2 separate regions of the Homo sapiens genome follow, and region 2 is linked to region 1. A link is a contact called in ENCODE Hi-C or POLR2A ChIA-PET data. All regions are on one chromosome and are shown on one strand. Each heading gives the region's core, a stretch centred on a gene start or an enhancer-like site at or near the end of the contact. The rest is flanking DNA. Distances are from core to core; before and after follow the strand shown.

Evidence for each region. A loop is a pair of places that touch in the nucleus more often than their neighbours do. ChIA-PET counts read pairs that join two places held with the same protein, here RNA polymerase II (POLR2A). Pooled maps may share reads with other maps.
Region 2: a pooled map shows a loop between it and region 1 (2.7-fold over the local background). The contact joins the enhancer-like site here to the promoter of CEACAM16-AS1 in region 1. A Hi-C loop is called at or near these places in 1 of 50 pooled maps. POLR2A ChIA-PET finds 5 or more read pairs at or near these places in 2 of 52 experiments (activated T-cell and endothelial cell of umbilical vein).

Annotation. Positions count from the first base shown.
Region 1 is chr19:44,722,088-44,727,048 of GRCh38, forward strand. It overlaps CEACAM16-AS1 (CEACAM16, CEACAM19 and PVR antisense RNA 1), which reads right to left and starts at 3,096. Exons shown (of 2, transcript NR_186815.1): 1 at 2,750-3,096. RefSeq lists enhancers at 215-364, 495-604, 675-734.
Region 2 is chr19:45,115,860-45,120,820 of GRCh38, forward strand. All of the region lies in intron 1 of PPP1R37 (protein phosphatase 1 regulatory subunit 37), which reads left to right. Among named protein-coding and RNA genes, the nearest start is that of PPP1R37, 25 kb to the left of the region's middle. RefSeq lists enhancers at 572-1,227, 1,406-1,565, 3,106-3,155, 3,336-3,385. Within about 2 kb of position 2,717, at least 7 of the 41 ENCODE cell types and tissues checked have a DNase peak (open chromatin) inside an H3K27ac peak, as active enhancers do.

The DNA of each region.
Region 1 (4,961 bases), core at 1,846-4,345:
CTCCAAGCTTTGAGCCTGAGCCACTGCAAGGATGAAGCTGCCATTTCTGAGGCCAGAAGGCTGCAGGCAGGGCTGGGTTGGAGATTGGAATGAAGATAGGTCTTGTTTGAGGCCAATGAGGAGGGAGCCTCACCCGAGGCACACAGGCTCCAGGCGGGAAGTTGGCGACAAGTTGTGGACTGTGGTTTTCACCCACCTCATGGGGCCCCCTCATCCTCTCCCCCAACTTCCCCTCACGCCGTGGTGGAGCCAGCTTTGTTTGTTTCCCCCCCATCATCCGTTTCATGATGGGGAAGACTGGTTTTCCCCTAACCCAACAGACACCTCTTCCCTCAGCCTGTCCCTGACCCTCCCACCTCGGGAAGCCCCGAGCGGGCCTCCCAGAATGTCCCGGCAGGAAGGGGCTGCTGCTACCGTTCATCCAGCCAGATGAACCCCAAAAGGGGAAGTGGGTCACCCGTAGTCACCCGGCTCATGGTCAGCTCGGGACTTCAGGATCTCGTCTCTTCACTGCACCCACCACAGCCCTGGGAGGTTTTCCATGCACGCTTCTCATTCTCCCCACATTTCACACGAGAAAACAGGGGCTCCAAGAGAGGCCCACACTCACCTAAGGAGCTCCAAAGATAGGGGCATCTGGATTTGAACCCAGGTCCTAGCAGATGTTGTTAGCTCAGAGGAGAAGGCAGAGAGGGTGAACAGAACCCAGCCTGCCCTCCCAGATCCAGTGGGAAGGCAGACTTGTCCCCAGGTAATAATAGCCCAGCAGTGTTCACAGCCTGGGATGGAGGAGCCCAGGAGGCTGCAGGAGCTCAGAGCGCATGCCTGACCCAGCCTGGGGTCAAGGAGGGCTTCCTGGAGGAAGGGACAGCTCATCTGATACCTAGAGGATGAGTGGGAGTTACTAGGTGTAAATAGTGCAGGGAGAGGGAAGAGTATGTGCAAAAGCCTAGGGTTGAGAGGAAACCTAGGGGCTCCAGCAAGGCGCAGTGGCTCATGCCTGTATTCCCAGCACTCTGGGAGGCCGAGGCGGGCGGATCATCTGAGGTCAGGAGTTCAAGACCAGCCTGGCCAACATGGTGAAACCCTGTCTCTATTAAAATACAAAAATTAGCCAGGCGTGGTGGCGTGCACCCATAATCCTAGCTACCTGGCAGGCTGAGGCACGAGAATTGCCTGAACTTGGGAGGTAGAGATTGCAGTGAGCCAAGATCACGCCACTGCACTGGCGACGAAGTCAGATTCCATCCCTCTCTCTCAAAAAAAAAAAAAGCTGGGGGGAGCCTAGGGGCTTCTAAATCCGATCGTGTCCTGGCCCTGATTAAACTCTCCTACAGCTGCCCTGGCAAACTCTTTAGCTTGGCATTCATTCATTCATTCATTCATTCACTCATTCATTCCATAAACATTCCCTGGAGTGCATTGTCAGTGTCAGGCCCCAGGGGAACACAGCAGTGACCACGACAGCCCCACCAGACCATGACCCTGACCAGGGGGCTCACGAGGGCGGAGACATCTACTCCAAGACCTGAAGGAGGAGTAGGAGAGATGCTGGGGAAGAGGCAGGGAAGGGTGTTCCTGGCAGAGGGAACAGCCTGTGCGAAGGCCTGAAGGTAAGTTTTGCATATGACACCTTTGAGAAACTACTTATTGTTCAACTGAAGCATAGGGTTGTTCAGAAGAAGCCAGCCTTGTGGCCGGGTGTGGACTTCCTCCCAGGGCACCAGGGAGCCACTGCAGAGTTGTGAGCAAGGGACAGACAGAGGTAGGCTTGTACTTCCAAGAGACTCCCCCAGCTGCCACATGCAGGGTGAATGGAATGATGCACAGAATCCAGTTTCAGGGGTAGTTTGGTACTTGGACCCAGGTCCCAGGGAGAGAGTCCAAGGAGCCCTTCTCTGGTCTTCCAAGGAGCTGCTCTCCCCAAGCTCCGGATGGAAGGCGTGCCCATGGCAACCGCTAGGTGGTGCCCGTACACCACCAGCCAGGTCTTTTTTTGCCAAAAGTAGATCAGGCCCAGAGCTGGGCAGAACTGCCCCTGGGTCAGGAGAGCAAATCGTCTCTGTCTTTTGGTCCTGGCTCCCTGGCCAGGCATCCTGGGGCCATTTGACTCCCAGGCTCAGGAAGGAGCTGGCTGAGCTGCAGTGAGTATGTTCTTCGTCTCTTTCCTCACCTTGGAATCTCAGACGGGAGCACCCTGGCTCCCACTTCAGACAGGAAGATTCTTACCTCCCTCATCAGACTAGCAGGCTCTTTGTCTCCCCACCAGTTTGAGGGGCTCCCCATTTCTATCATTCATTTGGAAGCTCATCAGCTCTCCCAGAAGGCATGGGAGCCCTTCAACACCCCCATCAGACTAGGACTACCCATCTCCCCCATCAAATTAGAACTGCATTGTCTCACACATCAAAGTATCACTCCTGGCCAGGTGCAGTGGCTCCCGCCTGTAATCCAAGCACTTTGGGAGGCCGAGGCAGGAGGATCACCTGAGGTCAGAAATTCAAGACAAACCTGGCCAACACGGTGAAACCCGGTCTCTACTAAAAATAACAAATTAGCCAGGCGTGGTGGTGTGCGTCTGTAATCCCAGCTACTCAGGAGGCTGAGGCAGGAGAATCGCTTGAACCCAGGAGGCACAGGTTGCAGTGAGCCAAGATCACACCACTGCACTCCAGCCTGGGCGACAGAGCGAGACTCTGACTCACAAAAATAAATACATTGTCTTACACATCAGAATGTTGCTCCTTACCTCCCCTGGCAGACTGGAAATATAGACTGGACACTCGTTCTTGCTGCACAGGACTGGAGCTTCTTATCTTCTTCATTGGATTTGGACAGTCCTGTCTCCCTCATGGGATTTGGTGAGAGCTCCTTAGTTTCCTTATTTTTCCCACTGTGTTGGGCCACCTTGTCCCCACCATCAGATTGGGGAACACCTTGTCTCCCAGTCAGACCAGAGGGGCGGACTCCTCTGCCCTTGCAAAGGTTCCTAGGTCCTTCTTACATCCATAGGAGGAACCATGCCTATTTTACCAAGAGGGAAACTGAGGCACAGAGAAACAAAGCACCACTTCTCTGTCCAGCTGCAGATGCCTCCACCTCCCCCTCCGCCCGCTCCTCTGCCCCTGCCCTCCCCCGCCCCCGCCCCTGACCTGGGTAACTCCCCTGGCACCGGGAGTAGGGGAATTTTGCCCTGCTGGCCTCTGCACCAACCACCTCCCCTTATCGGCAGCGTCGCCACCAGTGGCGGCCCAGGGTTAAAGTCCGGAGAGAGCTCCGGGCGCGAAGCGGATAGGGAGGGAGGAGTGGCGCCCAACCCAGAACGGGGACTCCCCGGAGGTCGAGCCCTCACGCTGCTGGGAGGAGAGGGGATGGGCAGGGCCGTGTCCCATGGTAAGGTGTGGGTTCAATCCTTCCTTTCTAGTTCCCGGCTGTGTGGTCTTGAACCTGGAACTTCACCCCAACTGGGAGCCTCAGCTTCTCCAGCTTTAAGGAGTCAGGGGCGTGAAAATGTCCAAGCTCTGGAGTCAGACTCCAGGAGTTTGAATGCTGGCTCCTATAACCTGCTGTGTGAGATCTGGGGCCAGCGAGTGTGTCTCTCTCAGCCTCAGTTTCCCCAGCTGTGCAATGAGGATACCTAGTGGGTGGTGGTGAACGCTCCATGAGTTTACGCACAAGAAAACCTTGGGACAGTGGCTGATAGTGGCGCCAGCAAGCCAGCATGCACCCCACCCTTTCCTTCCAAGAAAATTGCCTCCTAAATCTATGATTGGTAACCTTCACCCCTCCCTCTTTGACCCACCTCCTAACCCAGGCCACCTGGTGTCTTGCTGCACAGCTGGTCTCCCTGCCCGCACCACACCCAGAGGCGTCCTTGGAAACCCAACCCTGACCCCTGGTCAGAATCTGCCATGGCTCCCCAGTGCCCCCAGGAGAAAGCCAAGTGCTGTGCCACAGCCACAGCCTGACCACTCACTGCTTGTATTTTTTTTTCTTTTTCTTTCTTTTCTTTTCTTTTTCTTTTTTTTTTTTTTTTTTTAAGACAGGGTCTTGCTCTGGCCCCAGGCTGGAATGCAGTGGTGCCATCATAGCTCACTGCAGCCTCAACCTCCTGGGCTCAAGCAATCCTCCCACCTCAGTCTCCTGAGTAGCTGAGACTACAGGCACATGCCACCACACCTGGGTAAATTTTTAAATTTTTTTTTTAGCGATAGGGTCTCACTCATTGCCCAGGCTGGTCTTAAACTCCTGGGCTCAAGCGATCCTCCCGCCTCAGCCTCCCAAAATGCTTGGACTACAGGTATGCACCACCGCGCCCAGCCTCCTTTCTGGTTTTCTAATAAAGCCTTTTGTTCACCTCCTTCAAACACTTCCCCATGCTCTTCAGGTCTCAGCTCAAACAGGCCAGGCCCGGTCCCCTGGGTCCTCTCTGTCCTCCGTCTCCTGGTTCCCTGTACCTCTCCAAAAGCCCCCACGACCAAAAGAAGTAAAGATGTAGGGCCGGGCGCGGTGGCCTACACCTGTATTTCCCAGCACTCTGGGAGGCTGAGGTAAGTGGATCACCTGAGGTCACGAGAACCGATTGAACCCCAGAGGCAGAGGTTGCAGTGAGCCGAGATTGCGCCACTGTACTCCAGCCTGGGCGACACAGAGAGACTCAACCTCAAAAAAAAAAAAAAAAAATGGTGGCTGGGCAAGGTGGCTTATGCCTGTAATCCCAGCACTCTGAGAGGCCAAGGCAGGCAGATCACTTGAGCCCAGGAGTTCGAGACCAGCCTGGGCAACATGGTGAAAACCCGTCTCTACAAAAAATACAAAACTTAGCTGGGTGTGGTGGCATGCGCCTGTAATCCCAGCTACTCAGGAGGCTGAGGCATGAGAATCGCTTGAATCCGGGAGGTGGAGGCTGCAGTGAGCCAAGATCATGCGACTGCACTCCAGCCTGGGTGACAGTGCAAGAC
Region 2 (4,961 bases), core at 1,467-3,966, 390 kb after region 1:
CCTACTCGGGAGGCTGAGGGAGGAGAATTGCGTGAACCCAGGAAGCGGAAGTTGCAGTGAGCTGAGATTGTGCCACTGCACTCCAGCCTGGGTGACAAGAGTGAGACTCTGTCTCAAAAAAAAAAAAAAAGTTGTGTGTCACATGGGGGGACTCGGGTGCTTAGCACACTGCTTGACTGGGGACCCAGGGATTAAGGCCTTGACTTCCGCTTTCATCCAAGCCTGCCATTGACCTTACATGCAGCTGCTGTGTGTGAGGCGCTGTGGCATGAGGGAAGGTGCGCCCAATCTGCCTTGTTCCTTCCGTCCCAAGAGACTTGGAAAGCCATGAGTGTGTTCTGACCGCATCTGTTTCTGTAACAGGATCTTCAGCTGCGGCAGGCAGTTGGGAAGGTCAGGACGAGGGGAAGGGAAGGCAGGCCTGTGGCACCTGCCATCTGCGCCCTTCACTGGAGTGGGCAGGCCTTGCCCACATCCCTGCCTGAGGCCTGGGGTCTGGAGGCCTGGCTCCTTGTTGGCTATGTAAGCCTAGCCCGCCCCCTGGAGCTGGCCATCCTGCAGCATGTGGCCACGGTACCCACTGGCTGAATGGTGGTGCCTCCCTGCCGGGAAGGGCAGAGAAGAGCCCCTCTCACCCAGGAAACTGCAGGACTCACGGCCTCTCAGCAGGCCTGAGGAGGGCACGGGGGTCTGAGAGGGAAGGACCGGCCATCCCAGCCTCCCCTGAGCAGGCTAACTTTCCAGGACGCATTGCGGGCTCCCTTCCCTCCAGCCCGTGGTTCTCTGGGGAGAAGGGAAGGGTGGACGTTGTCTTCATTTCCCAGAGTGAGTCGGTGCATTCGTTCATTCATAGACTCACAGCGACAGACACCACAGTGACGTCCCTAGACTCAGGGAGCCCTTGGTCTAGGACAGAAAACGAGCAAGTAGATCCTTAGAGATTGGGACGTGTCCAGTGAGGAGGCAGAGTGTTGTCTGGGTGTGGTGTGGGGGATGGGGATGGGGGTGCTGCTACAGAAAGGGGTCAGGAGAGGCTTCTCAGAGGAGGTGACTTTTTTTTTTTTTTTTTTTGAGACAGAGTTTCGCTCTTTTTGCCCAGGCTGGAGTGCAGTGGCACGATCTTGGCTCACTGCAGCCTCCATCTCCCAGCTCAAGCGATTCTCCTGTCTCAGCCTCCCAAGTATCTGGGACTACAGGCACGTGTCACCACACCCGGCTAATTTTTGTATTTTTAGTAGAGATGGGGTTTCACCATATTGGTCAGGCTGGTCTCGAACTCCTGACCTCAAGTGATGCACCCGCCTCAGCCTCCCAAAGTGCTGGGATTACAGGTGTGAGCCATTGCGCCTGGCCAGGAGGTGACTTTCGAGTTGAGATCTGAATGGCAAGTCAGCTGCGGCTTAAGCTGCAGGAGGGGAGGGAAGCTGTCAGAGGGAGGGAAGAGCAGTTGCAGACCCGGAGGCGGGAACAAACCACAAAGCCTGTAGAGTGGCTGAGGAGGCGTGGGCGAGCCGAGGGTGAGCCCCGGTGGAGTGCTGGCATCAGGGGGCCTTGTCCTGGGCTGAGGAGTTGAGGTTTTACTCTCAGTGCAGGGACAGGTGGTGCCGAGTGAAAGCCTGTGGCAGCAACCAGCCCGCTCCTGCACGGTCTCCTAAGCTAATTGTGCGCCTGCTTTGGGTCTGAATGGCGGGGACTGCACAGGACGTGGGTTTTCCTTCTACGGTGGGAGGTGATCTCAGGGAGTCTCCCTGCAGGTCCCCACCAGGTCTTCTGTGTGCCTACCATGGGCATGCAGTTCTGAAGCGCTGACTGGTGGTGGGAAACCTAGCCTGGAGATTGTCCCAGCCATCCCACCCAAGGCAGGGACAGGCCAGTGGGGCTACCCGAGCAAAGGCTTAGGGCAGCTGGTAGACCGGGCTGCAAGAATGAGGCCGCAGAGTTAGTCTTAGAGTAGCACCTGGCAGGAGGCTGGCTCCGTAAGCCAGTGCTCGTCCTTGGCATTGTTGACTCAGTGGCTCAGCTGATGAGCCCGAGGCTGCTGGGGAAGGTGTCCTCCTCAGCCTTACAGCTCCAGCCCCCGCGTGATCCGCGTTTCTCAGGCCTCTGGGTTACTGAGAGGCTGTTGGGGGTGGAGGTGCCCAGCGGTTGTTCACTGGGAAGAAGAACTCACCACCAGCGTCCCTTCATTTTTCCCAAGGAGTCACAGGCAGAGGTTTTTCCGAACAGGCTCAGCAGCCAGAAGTCCCCGCCTGGGCTTCCAACTGCCTACAGAGGTAGCTGCAGCCCTCCCCTCAGGCTGGCCTGTGTCACTGCCCTATTCTATGTCCAGGCCTCCCGGCACCCAGCCGCTGTCCCCATGAGTGCCCAGGGGAGCTCCCAGTTTAGCAGGGGGAGAGGGTTCCCCAGTGCAGAGTGGGTGGGAAGCCCGGGGCCTGTGACCTGTGTCACAGGGCATCTGAGGATGTTGTTCCTGGAAGGCAAGTGTGTGGCCACGGAGCTGACTTTGGGCTCTCATTTAGGAGGCTGACTCTGAAGGTCATAGTGGCTCAGCAGTGAAAGAGGAGGATCCCCACAGTGTGTGGTCTGTGTGGTCACTCAGGGATGTGACCTTTCTGACCCTCCTCTTCTTTGTCTTGGGTTGGGGGTCCCGGCCATATCCCCTTCCCAGGGATGTGCTAAGGTTTCAGGGAGCTCGGGTACATAAAGGGCTTGCCTGAGATAACTGCGTAGTAAATGACAGCTGTCAGTGGACTCCCTGCCGAACGTTGGGACACCACAGTTACGGACTTGTGCCAGGAGCCCCAGCTTCCTGCCACCCCTCACCGTGTACCTCAGAGTTCTCCTTTGACAACCCTCCATCTGGCTGTCCTGTCCCTCAGGGGTGGGCATGAGGCCCAAGTTCCTTCCTTCCTTTAGCCCACGTTCACTGAGCACCTGCTGGCCGGGCCCCAGGGAGCCACCCAGGTGGCTGCCTCCACAGCCGGGCTGGGCTTTATAACTAATTCTGTCGTGAGAGACTGGCCTTGGTGCCAGACCTCCCTCCCGGCCCACCTGCCGCCTCTGGGTTCCTTGTGGGCCACCGCCTCTGAGCAGCTGCTGCTTTTTTTTTTTTCTCATTTAACTTTTTGTTTTGTTTTTTGGTTTTTGAGACGGAGTCTCATTCTCTGTCACTCATGCTGGAGTGCAGTGGTGTGATCTCACTCACTGCAGCTTCCACCTCCTGGGTTCAAGCGATTCTCCTGCCCCAGCCTCCCGAGTAGCTGGGATTACAGGCACGTGCCACAACACCCGTCTAATTTTTTTTTTTTTTTGAGACAGAGTCTTGCTCTCTGTCACCCAGGCTGGAGTGCAGTGACACGATCTCAGCTCACTGCAGCCTCTGCTTCCCAGGTTCAAGCGATTCTCCTGCCTCAGCCTCCTGAGTAGCTGGGATTACAGGCATGTGTCACCATACCTGGCTAATTTTTGTATTTTGTAGAGATGGGGTTTTGCCCTGTTGGCCCGACTGGTGTCGAACTCCTGACCTCAGGTGATCTGCCCACCTTGGCCTCCCAAAGTGCTGGGATCACAGGCATGAGCCACGGTGCCTGGCCCGTTTAACTGTGTTTTGATGGACATTTTCAGACACAAGAAAGTAGGAGTATAATGAGTCTGATGGACCGACCCACTTTCTGGCTTCAGAATTGATGACTACATGGCCAATCTGTTCCTGCCTATCTCCATGCCACTCTCACCTGCATTATTTTGCAGCAGCTCTAAGATAGCTATCATTTTACCTATACATTGCTTGTGAAACAGTGGGAACACTCAGCCCCAAGCCGGCACCCTCTGTCCTCCACTGTCATCTGCCCCAGGCCCAGGATCAGACCACTGGGAAAGTGGCCAGGTAGGGCTGTGTCTCTTGTGGCTCTGCACACATGAGAGGTGGTGGGTGTGGTGCTCAGAGAAGAGCCAGCTCCACCCCCCAGCACCCCGCACAACCTTGCTGTTTGAAGGAGGCCGCCGCCCCAGGAGGGGCTTTAGGGGCTGCCAGGAAGCCCGGAGAAGGGCCTGGGGTCCCTCTTTGTTCCTGGTTCCCGGCTGCTTCACTGGCTACTCCATCTCTGTGTTCATTTGCTTTTAAATGAGGAGCACAGATTTTTTATTTTCCCCTTCTTTTTTTTTTTTTTTTTTTTTGAGATGGAGTCTCACTCTGTCGCCCAGGCTGGAGTGCAGTGGCGCGATCTCCGCTCACTGCAAGCTCCTCCTCCCAGGTTCACGCCATTCTCCTGCCTCAGCCTCCCAAGTAGCTGGGACTACAGGTGCCCGCCACCACGCCTGACTAATGTTTTGTATTTTTAGTAGAGACAAGGTTTCACTGTGTTAGCCAGGATGGTCTCGATCTCCTGACCTTGTGATCCGCCCACCTTAGCCTCCCAAAGTGCTGGGATTAGAGGCGTGAGCCACCGCACCCGGCTTTCCCCACTTCTTGCATAAAGGGTAGCATTCATGAGCATACCGTTCTGCACCTTGCTTTTTTCATTTGTGTCTTGAAACCTGTTCCCTGTTGGCTAAGAGAGCGCACACTCATTCTCTGTGGCGGCAGGGCTCCACTGCGTGGATGAACTCTGGGGAGCTAGCCGGTCCCTGCTGGTGGATATTGTGGTTGGTTCCGGTTCTGCATTCACAAGCTGCTGCAGTGACTGTCCTTACATGTATGATTTTTCATCTTTGCAAGTATGTCTGTAGGATTAATCTCCAGGTGTGTAATTGCTAATCAAAGGGTATATGCATGTTACTTTTTTTTGAGATGGAGTCTTGCTCTGTTGCCCAGGCTGGAGTGCAGTGGCGCTGTCTCATTGCAACATCCGCCTCCCAGGTTCAAGCGATTCTCCTCCCAAGTAGCTGGGATTATAGGCACCCGCTACCACACCTGGCTAATTTTTGTATTTTTAGTAGAGACGGGGGTTTCACCATGTTGG